Linked DNA regions of Homo sapiens: region 2 is linked to region 1. Evidence: chromatin contacts called from ENCODE Hi-C or POLR2A ChIA-PET data. All regions are on one chromosome and are shown on one strand. Each heading gives the region's core, a stretch centred on a gene start or an enhancer-like site at or near the end of the contact. The rest is flanking DNA. Distances are from core to core; before and after follow the strand shown.

Region 1 (4,748 bases), core at 1,126-3,625:
GTGCAGCTGCTTTGGAAAACAGTTTGGCAGCTCCCCAAAATGTTAAACACAGGGCTAGAGCATTCCTACGTATATATATATCCCAGAGAATTGGAAGCATATATCTACCCAAAGACTTGTGGAAACAACCTAAATGTCCATCAGTTGAAGAATGGATAATCAAAATGTGGTCTGCTCATACAACGGAAAATTCTTTGGCCATTAAAAGGAATGATTTTTTGTTTGTTTGTTTGTTTTGAGATAGGGTCTTGTGCTGTCTCCCAGAGTGGAGCGCAGTGGCACAATCTCAGCTCACTGCATCTTCGATCTTCCGGGCTCAAGCAATCCTCCTGCCTCAGCCTCCTGAGTAGCTGGGACCACAGGTGCATGTCACTCCCTGCTAATAGGAATGAAGTATCTCAAAAAAAACATAATGCTAAGTGAAAGAAGCCAGTCACTGGCCAGCCTGGGCAGATCACAGCTGTAATCCCAGCACTTTGGGAGGCCAGGGCAGGCAGATCACCTGAGGTCAGGAGTTCGAGACCAGCCTGGGCAACATGGTAAAACCCCCTCTCTACTAAAAAACAAAAATTAGCCAGCCGCAGTGAGATGCGCCTGTAATCCCAGCTACTCGGGAGGCTAAGGCAGGAGAATCTCTTGATCCCGGGAGGTGGAGGTTTCAGTGAGCTGAGATAGTGCCGTTGCACTCCAACTTGGGTGACAGAGCAAGATTCCATCTCAAAAAAAAAAAAAAAGGTGGGGGGGCCGGCCGCAGTAGCTCACGCCTGTAATCCCAGCACTTTGGGAGGCAGAGGCGGGTGGATCACGAGGTCAGGAGAACAAGACCATCCTGGCTAACACGGTGAAACCCCGTGTTACTACGTCTTACCGTGTTACCCACGTCTCTACTAAATATACAAAAAATTAGCCGGGCCTGGTGGCGGGCGCCTGTAGTCCCAGCTAGTCTGGAGGCTGAGGCAGAGAATGGCGTGAACTCGGGAGGCGGAGCTTGCATTGAGCTGAGATCGCGCCACTGCACTCCAGCCTGGGCGACGGTGCGAGACTCCATCTCAAAAAAAAAAAAAAAAAAAAAAAAAAGCTACAAGAGAATAATTGTGATGTTCTAAACACAAAGAAAAGATAAACGAGGTGATGGATATCCCAGTTACCCTGATTTCATCATTGCACATTGTATACATGTATCAAAACATCACATGTACCCCCACAATATGTACAACTATGTTATGTCCAAAAATACAAAAAAGGGAGAGTATGTTATGGGTTGTCTAGAGCTGGAAGGGTGTTGAGGGGAAATAGGGAGTGACTACTAATGGGTATGAGGTTTCTTTTTGGGGTGAACAACTGTTTTAAAATAGAATCTGGTGAGGCAGGCATGGTGGCTCACGCCTGTAATCCCAGCACTTTGGGATGCTGAGGCAGGTGGATTGCTTGAGCTCAGGAGTTCGAGACTAGCCTGGGCAACACAGTGAAACCCTGTCTCTACTAAAGTATAAAAAATTAGCCGGGCATGGCGGCATGCACCTGTAATCCTAGCTACTCGGGAGGCTGAGACAGGAGAATGGCATGAACCTGGGAGGCAGAGGTTGCAGTGAGCTGAGACTGAACCATTGCACTCCAGCCTGGGCGACAGAGCTAGACTCCATCTCAAAAAAAAAAAAAAAAAAAAAAGTCTGGTGATAATTGCACTATTTTGTGAATATACTAAAGTCACTGAATTGTACACTTTTTAAAATTTTATTTTTATTTTTATAGAGACGAGGTCTCTCTGTGTTGCCCAGGCTGGTCTTGAACTCCTGAGTTCAAGTAATTCTCCCACCTCGGCCTCCCAAAGTGGTGGGATTACAGGCATGAGCCACTGCGCCCGGCCAGAATTGTACACTTTAAAGAGGTAAATTGTATGGTATACACATTATATCTCAATAAAACAGTTAGGCTGGATGAAAAAGCCAAATACCGCTCATTCTTACTTGTAAGTGGGAGCTAAACGTTGAGTACTCAGGGACATAAAGATGGCAACAATAGAAACTGGGGACTGCTAAAGTGGGGAGGGAAGAAGGGAGGGGGCAAGGGTTGAAAAACTGTTGGGTACTATGCTCAGTACCTGGGTGACGGGATCAGTCGTACCCCAAACCTCAGCATCATGCAATATACCCAGGTAACAAGCCTGCACATGTACTCCCTGAATCTAAAATGAAAGTTGAAAAAAATAAAACGAAATAAAGCTATTGAATAAAAAGTGGAGACCTGAGGATAGCCACAAGAGGGCGCTCTGAGCACAGAGTTACCACCTCCCTTGGGAACGGAGTTTCTCGGCCACGCCTCAAACTATGGCCATACCTTCGAGGCCCTGGCCACGCCTCTGGGACTGTGGTCCCACCCCCAAGGGCCTAGCCCCACCCCTACACCTTAACCACACCCTCAGGTCCTGGTCACACCCTCAAAGCAGTGTCTGAAGCAGCCCATTCACGCCCCCAGCTCCCCAGACTCTGACCACAAATGCATGCACAGACTTAGAGATACTCGGAAACACAGAACCTTAAACCATAGACTTTTCTTTTCTTTTTTTTTTTTTTTGAGACTGAGTCTCGCTCTGTCGCCCAGGCTGGAGTGCAGTAGCGCGAACTCTAGTCACTGCAACCTCCGCCTCCCGGGTTCAAGCGATTCTCGTGCCTCACGCTCCCGAGTAGCTGGTATTACAGGCGCATCTCACCACACCTGGCTAATTTTTTGTATTTTTAGTAGAGACGGAGTTTCACCATGTTGGCCAGGCTGGTCTCGAACTCCTGACTTCAAGTGATCTGCCCGCCTCGGCCTCCCAAAGTGCTGGGATTACAGGCGAGAGCCACCGCGCCTGGCCAAAATCACAGACTCTTAAACCATGACTTTTACTTTGAAATCATTTGTTTTTCTTTTGAAATTATTTTAAAGTTACAGAGAAGTTGCAAGAATAGTTTCAGACATTACGTCCCTTTGCCTCTAAATGCTTCAGTTGCATTTCCAAGTGTAAGGACGTTCTCTTACACCACCACAGTACAGAGGAGCAGTGTACATTTCTCAGTGACAGTAGTATCCAACAGTGCAGCCTGTATGCAAATTGCCAGCTGTCCCCAAACTATCTGTCATAGCAAAAAGTTTTCATCTCTTCGGTTTCCTTCAGTCTGGTACGGTTCCTTGGCCTTTCTTTGTTTTTCATGGAATTGACATTTTTGAAGATTATAGGCTAGTTCTTTTGGAGAAGGTCTCCTTGATTTGGGTTTGTGTGATGTTTCCTTGTGATTAGATTCTGGTGGCAGGAGTGTTACAGAAGTGATGCTGTGTCCTTCTCTGTACATGATATCAGGAGGCACACGATGCTGGTTGTCCCAAGAATGCTGACAGATTTGGTCGGTTGGTTATGGTGAATCATGGAATCCCAGACCTATCGATTCACCAAGTCAGTCTCTTCCATCCCTGGGCCACAGTTTCCCTTTCTATAAAGTAAAAGTCTGGCTTATGTGAAGGTCTGAAAACACACTTAAAGAACAGATGTGTTCGGCTGCGCGGTGGCTCATGCCTATAATCCCAGCACTTTGGGAGGCCGAGGCGGGCGGATCATGAAGTCAGGAGATCGAGACCATCCTGGCTAACACGGTGAAACCCCATCTCTACTAAAAATATAAAAAATTATCCGGGCGTGGTGGCGGGCGCCTGTAGTCCCAGCTACTTGGGAGGCTGAGGCAGGGGAATGGCATGAACCCAGGAGGCGGAGCTTGCAGTGAGCTGAGATCACGCCACTGCACTCCAGCCTGGGCGACAGAGCGAGACTCCGTCTCAAAAAACAAACAAACAATGAAAAAAAGAAAAGATGTGTTCTGTTTACCTCTCACACTCTTTTTTTTTCTTTTTGTTTTTTGAGACAGTCTCCCTCTGTCGCCCAGGCTGGAGTGCAGTGGCTGAATCACAGCTCACTGCAACCTCTGCCTCTGGGTTCAAGCAATCCTTCTACCTCAGCCTCTCAAGTTGGTGGGTGCCACCATACCTGGCTAATTTTTGTAGAGATGGGATTTTGCCATGTTGCCCAGGCTGGTCTTGAACTCCTGGCCAATCCACTCACCTTGGCCTCCCAAAGTGCTGGGATTACAGGTGTAAGCCACCGTCCCCTGACTCTGTGTGTGTGTGTTTGAGGCAAAGTCTCTCGCTGTCACTCAGGCTGGAGTGCAGTGGCATGGTCACAGCTCACTGCAGCCTCAACCTCCTGGGCTTAAGCGATCCTCCCACCTCAGCCTTCTGAGTATCTGGGACTGCAGGCACGTGCCACCATGTTCGGGGTTAGAGCCGGGGTCTACCCATGTTGCCCAGGATGGTCTTGAACTCCAGGGCTCAGTCTGTCCTCCCACCTCAGCCTCCCAAAGGGTTGGGATTACAGGTGTGAGCCACTGTGCCCGGCCAATGCTCTTAAAGTCACTTTTTGGAATGTCCCAGGCATTTAGAATCTGGCAGATTTCACACACGCATCTAGGAGAGATGTCCTCTGTCTTTCTGGGTTTACTCAATGTGGTGAGGACAAGCGAGTGGAGCCCCGAGAAATGCATTGAAGGTATGACTTCTGGCGTTAGAGCTGTCCCCGGAATGCTGGGACTGTCACCCATGAGGAGCTTTGGAAGTTGAGGGGTGAGTGATTGAATTATTATTATTATTTTTCTGTCACCCAGGCTGGAGTGCAGTGGCACGATCTTGGCTCACTGCAACCTCCCCCTCCCAGGTTCAAG
Region 2 (4,748 bases), core at 1,249-3,748, 170 kb after region 1:
TGACATTTATTGGGCAAAACCTCCTGCAATAATAGGTGGGACTGTCCCATACAACAGAAACTTGTCTCAGCTAAAATATTAATACTGCCCCAGTTAGAAATCTGAAGTTGGAATAAAACTTTTGGCTTTTGTCCCCTGCTATGAGTTTGATGAGTCTGGGAGAAGAAAATGAGCTTACTTGGCTCAGATCCTCTCCTCCCATTTTTGGATTTACCTGTCTCCAGAACGACTACAGTTTGGTCTGCTTCCTCCTACTATGTGATAATGTACCTGCCTTAGCAGAGGAAGCAACTATTGGGGTTGTAAATATATATGGCAGAGAAGCTAGTGGTGCCTCCCCAATCTACGAGTCCTTTCATAGTTAGAGGAGTTTAAGTTTGGCCAATGGTTGCCTGGAATAAAGACTAAATTTCCCAGCCTTCCTTGCAGCAGCTGTAGTCACGTGAGCATGTTCTGGTGAATGGTATGTGAACAGAAGAGTTGTGTGCCATTTCTGGGTCATGCCCTTCAATAAAGTTCTCCCTTTCTTGTTTTCCCTACCTTCAGGTGGAAGTGGGGACATGCTGGGGGATCTGGGAACAAGTGTGCGACACGCTAGGGGCCCTGGGAACAAGCGTGTCGATGAAAACCCTCTAAAATATATACATTTTTTGAGACAGAGTCTTGCTCTGTCACCCAGGCTGGACTGTAGTGGCACAATCTTGGATCACTGCAACCTCCGCCTCCTAGGTTCAAGCAATTCTCGTGCCTCAGCTTCCCGAGTAGCTGGGATTGCAGGGGTGTACCACAACGCCCAGCTAAGTTTTTTGTATTTTTAGTAGAGACAGGGTTTCACCATGTTGGCCAGTCTGGTCTCGAACTCCTGACCTCAGGTGATCTGCCCACCTTGGCCTCCCAAAGTGCTGGGATTACAGGCATGAGCCACTGTGCCTGGCCCTGTAAAATATTTTAAGAGATTTATTCTGAGCTAAATATGAGTGACCATAGCCCATGACACAGCCCTCAGGTGACCCTGAAAACATATGGCCAAGATGTTTGGGGTGTAGCTTTGTTTTATACATTTTAGGGAGACACGAGACATCAATCAAAACATTTAAGATATACATCGGTTCAGTCCAGAAAGGTGGGATAACTGAAAGTGGTGGGGGAGGGGCTTCCATATAGGTCGATTGAAAAATTTTTCTATTGGCAATTGGTTGAAAGAGTTATTATCAATAGAAAGGACTGTCTGAGTTATGATAAGAGGTTGTGGAGACCAGAGTTTTATGATGCAAATGAAGCCTCCAGGTAGCAGCCTTCAGAGAGAATGGATTGTAAATGTTTCTTATCAGACTTCAGGTCTGTGTCGATGTTAAATGCTGGTCTGTTTTTCCTGAACTCCAAAAGGGATGCGGCCATAATGAAGCACTCATACAGGAGCTAGAAAGAAATTGTTTAGGCAGATAGTAAGGGCAACAGAGTCTGTGGTGGAATTTCCCTTTTAACAAAAAGCCGCCCCAAAGTCACGTCTTTTATACAAAGAGCATCCTGAAAAACTGAGCTGTAAACATAGATAACCAAAGTAGTGGCTCGCTTGGGTGAATGCCGGCAGCTGTGCCAATAGAATAGGGCTACCTGGAGGCCAGGTATGTTCAACATGGAGGCTTTATCCTCCCTTTTCTTTGTCACCACATGTACAGTAAAAAAAAAGCAGGCAACATGGCACAGGCCAGGTAGACAGCCCATCTGCATAATAAAAGATTGGGGTGGGGTGGCCAGCTTTTTCAGGAGCTATGCAAAAGGCACACCTAACCCTAACCAGCTCTTTGCATGCTATACAAATGGCACACCTGGTTCGACCAATATTTTGTGCCCTATGTAAATCAGACACTGCCTTTTCAAACTCATCTATAAAACCTCCTGCACTTCACCATGGACCGGAAAACCCTCTTGGGACCCCCCTCTCTCTGCAGAAGACAGCAAAATTTTCTCTTTATTTCACCTATTAAACCTCTGCTCCTAACCTCACTCCTTGTGGGTCCACATCCTTGATTTCATTGGCTTGAGGCAACGAATCTCGGGTATTACCCAAGACGAACAACCCTGCTTCAGCACATCCAACCCCAACCCCCATCCCACCCGTCATGGGCTGAACCAGTCTTTCAGGTTAAATTTGGAGTGGCCTGGCCAAGGAGGGAGTCCGTTCAGATGGTTTAGGTGTGTGGTAGGTGGCGGCTTTGAGTTGTATTTTTGGTTTACAAGCTCAGCATCATAGGGATAGCAGAGAACAAGATGGAAGAGCACAGACTCATGATACCCTCACAAAGCAGAACTGCATACCAGCTAGGACTGTTACAGGAGAGAGAAATTCATTTCTATGGAATTTAAGCCATTGCTATTTTTAATCTATCACCAGCATCCAAACTTACATCCTATGTTGATATTTAGATTGGAGGCGACAGGAAGCAAAGGAGGTGATGACAAACCCATTGGGCTACACAGCTTGGCCACATTCCCTGATATTGCGTATTGCTTAGGAAATACTGATGACATGCTGATCTGTCTCTCTCTCTCAGTTGGTTCTGACTTCTGGCCAGGACTAAGGATGTCATTTGTTGATGAAAAAAGCTAAACTCTAAAATATTTGAAAATATTTATTCTTAGCCAAATGTGAGGACCATGACCTATGACACAGCTTCAGGAAATCCTGAGAATGTGTGCCCCAGATGGTTGGATTACAGCTTGATTTTGTACATTTTAGGGGGACAGAAGTTACAGGCAGACATCAGTCAGTACACGTAAGGTATACGCTGATTCAGCCCAGAAAGGTGGGACAACTTGAAGTGGGGCAGAGGGGTTACAGGTCATAAATGGATTCAAAGATTTTCTGATTGGCAATTGGTTGAAAGAGTTAAGTTATCATCTCAAGACCTGGAATCAATAGAAAGGAATGTCTGGGATAAGATAAGTTGTTGTGGAGACTAAGGTTCTTTTTTTTTTTTTTTTTTTTTTTGAGACAGAGTCTTGCTCTGTTGCCCAGGCTGGAGTGCAGTGGCGTGATTGCGATCTCGGCTCACTGCAACCTCTGCCTCCCAGGTTCAAGCAATTCTCCTGCCTCAGCCTCTTGAGTAGCTGGGATTACAGGCACCCGCCACCAATGTCTGGCTAATTTTTTATATTTTTAGTAGAGATGGGGTTTTGCCATTTTGGCCAGGCTGGTCTCGAACTCCTGACCTCAAGTGATCTGCCTGCCTTGGCCTCCAAAAGTGTTGGGATTACAAACGTAAGCCACCACACCCGTTTAGATTTTTTTTGAGATACCACTGAAACAGTGTCATTGCCTGGGGTAAATACCCGAGATTCGCTGTCTCACAGCCACAGAAAACTAGGACATGGACCACCAGAGTAAGATTAAGAGGGGAAGTTTAATAGGTGAAAGAAAGAGAAGAGCTCTCTGCACAGAGAGGGGTTCTGGAGAAAATAGGTTGCCACTTTGGCAGTGAAATGCAGAAGGTTTTATAGATGAGATTGAGGAGGCTGTGTCTGATTTACATAGGACACGAAAGATTGGTCGGACCAGGTGTGCCATTTGCATAGCACATGATGAACTGGTTAGGACTAAGTGTGCCGTTTGCATAGCGCGCAAAGAAGCTGGCTGCCCCACCCAGCTTCATTATGCAGATGGGTTGTCTACCTGGCCAGTGCCATGTTGCCTGCTTTTTTTTTTTTAACCGCACATGTGGTAACAAACAAAAGGGAAGATGGAGCCTCCAGGTTGAACATACCTGGCTTCCAGGTAGCCCTTTTCTATTGGCACAGCTGCCAGCATTCACCCATGCAAGCTTCCAGCTTGCTTATCTATGTCTGCAGCTCAATTTTTCAGGCTGCTCTTTGTTTAGAAAAGAAATGATTTTGGGGCTGCTTTTTGTTAAAGAGGAATTCCACCAAGGACTCTGTTGCTCTTACTATCTGCCTAAATAATTTCTTTCTATCTTCTGTATCATCACCAGTGTGTTTTGAGAGGCTCTTGCCTGTGTGAATTCAGCAAGCCCTGCAGAGGTCTGGAGCCGACAATTCCAGTTAGCAGCAACAGCAGCAGCTTTTTGATTCCCCACCTGCCTGTGATGGTGGAGACAGCAGCTCCTCTGATGGGTCACTTTCGCAGCTTCAGATCATCGTGGGGTACTAATGGAGTCAGAGTCCTTTCTCTTTTCCATCATAGAACAGTCAGATGTCTTTCCCAGGGATGGATCTGTCCCCTTCGCCTTCTGAGAAATTGAATTAGGCCAGGTGCAGGGGCTCACACCTGTAATCCTAGTGCTTTGGGAGGCCAAGGTGGGAGGATTGCTTGAGGCCAGGAGTTCCTGACCAGCCTGGGCAACATAGTGAGACTCCATCTATTTTTTTAAAAAGTTAGCTAGGCAGTTAGCTAGTGCCTGTAGTTCCAGCTACCAGGAGGCTGAGGTGGGAGGATTGCTTTAGCCCATGAGTTCCGGGCTGCCGTGAGTTACGGTTCCTGTCACTGCACTCCAGTCCCAGCCATTCCCAGGAGACAGAGTGAGACCCTGTCTTTAAAAAAATAAAAAAAGTAAAAAACAACAAAAAAAAGAATTTAAGTTAATTCAATCTTCAATCAAATCAGAAGCACATGAATGTCCTAACACCAGACTGACCCCTGAAATATCTTAGGAAACACAAGTGCAATAGTATTCCAAATGAAAGCAATTTTCTCATCTTGCTGTTTTCAGCCACCATCCATATATCAGCAT

What was found. A loop is a pair of places that touch in the nucleus more often than their neighbours do. ChIA-PET counts read pairs that join two places held with the same protein, here RNA polymerase II (POLR2A). Pooled maps may share reads with other maps.
Region 2: POLR2A ChIA-PET joins it to region 1 with 11 read pairs in BJ. The contact joins two enhancer-like sites. A Hi-C loop is called at or near these places in 1 of 50 pooled maps. POLR2A ChIA-PET finds 5 or more read pairs at or near these places in 7 of 52 experiments (A673, BJ, H1 and 4 more).

What each region holds. Positions count from the first base shown.
Region 1 is chr19:44,768,363-44,773,110 of GRCh38, reverse strand. No RefSeq gene overlaps it. Among named protein-coding and RNA genes, the nearest start is that of CBLC, 7.2 kb to the left of the region's middle. Within about 2 kb of position 2,375, at least 4 of the 41 ENCODE cell types and tissues checked have a DNase peak (open chromatin) inside an H3K27ac peak, as active enhancers do.
Region 2 is chr19:44,601,146-44,605,893 of GRCh38, reverse strand. No RefSeq gene overlaps it. Among named protein-coding and RNA genes, the nearest start is that of IGSF23, 10 kb to the left of the region's middle. Within about 2 kb of position 2,498, at least 2 of the 41 ENCODE cell types and tissues checked have a DNase peak (open chromatin) inside an H3K27ac peak, as active enhancers do.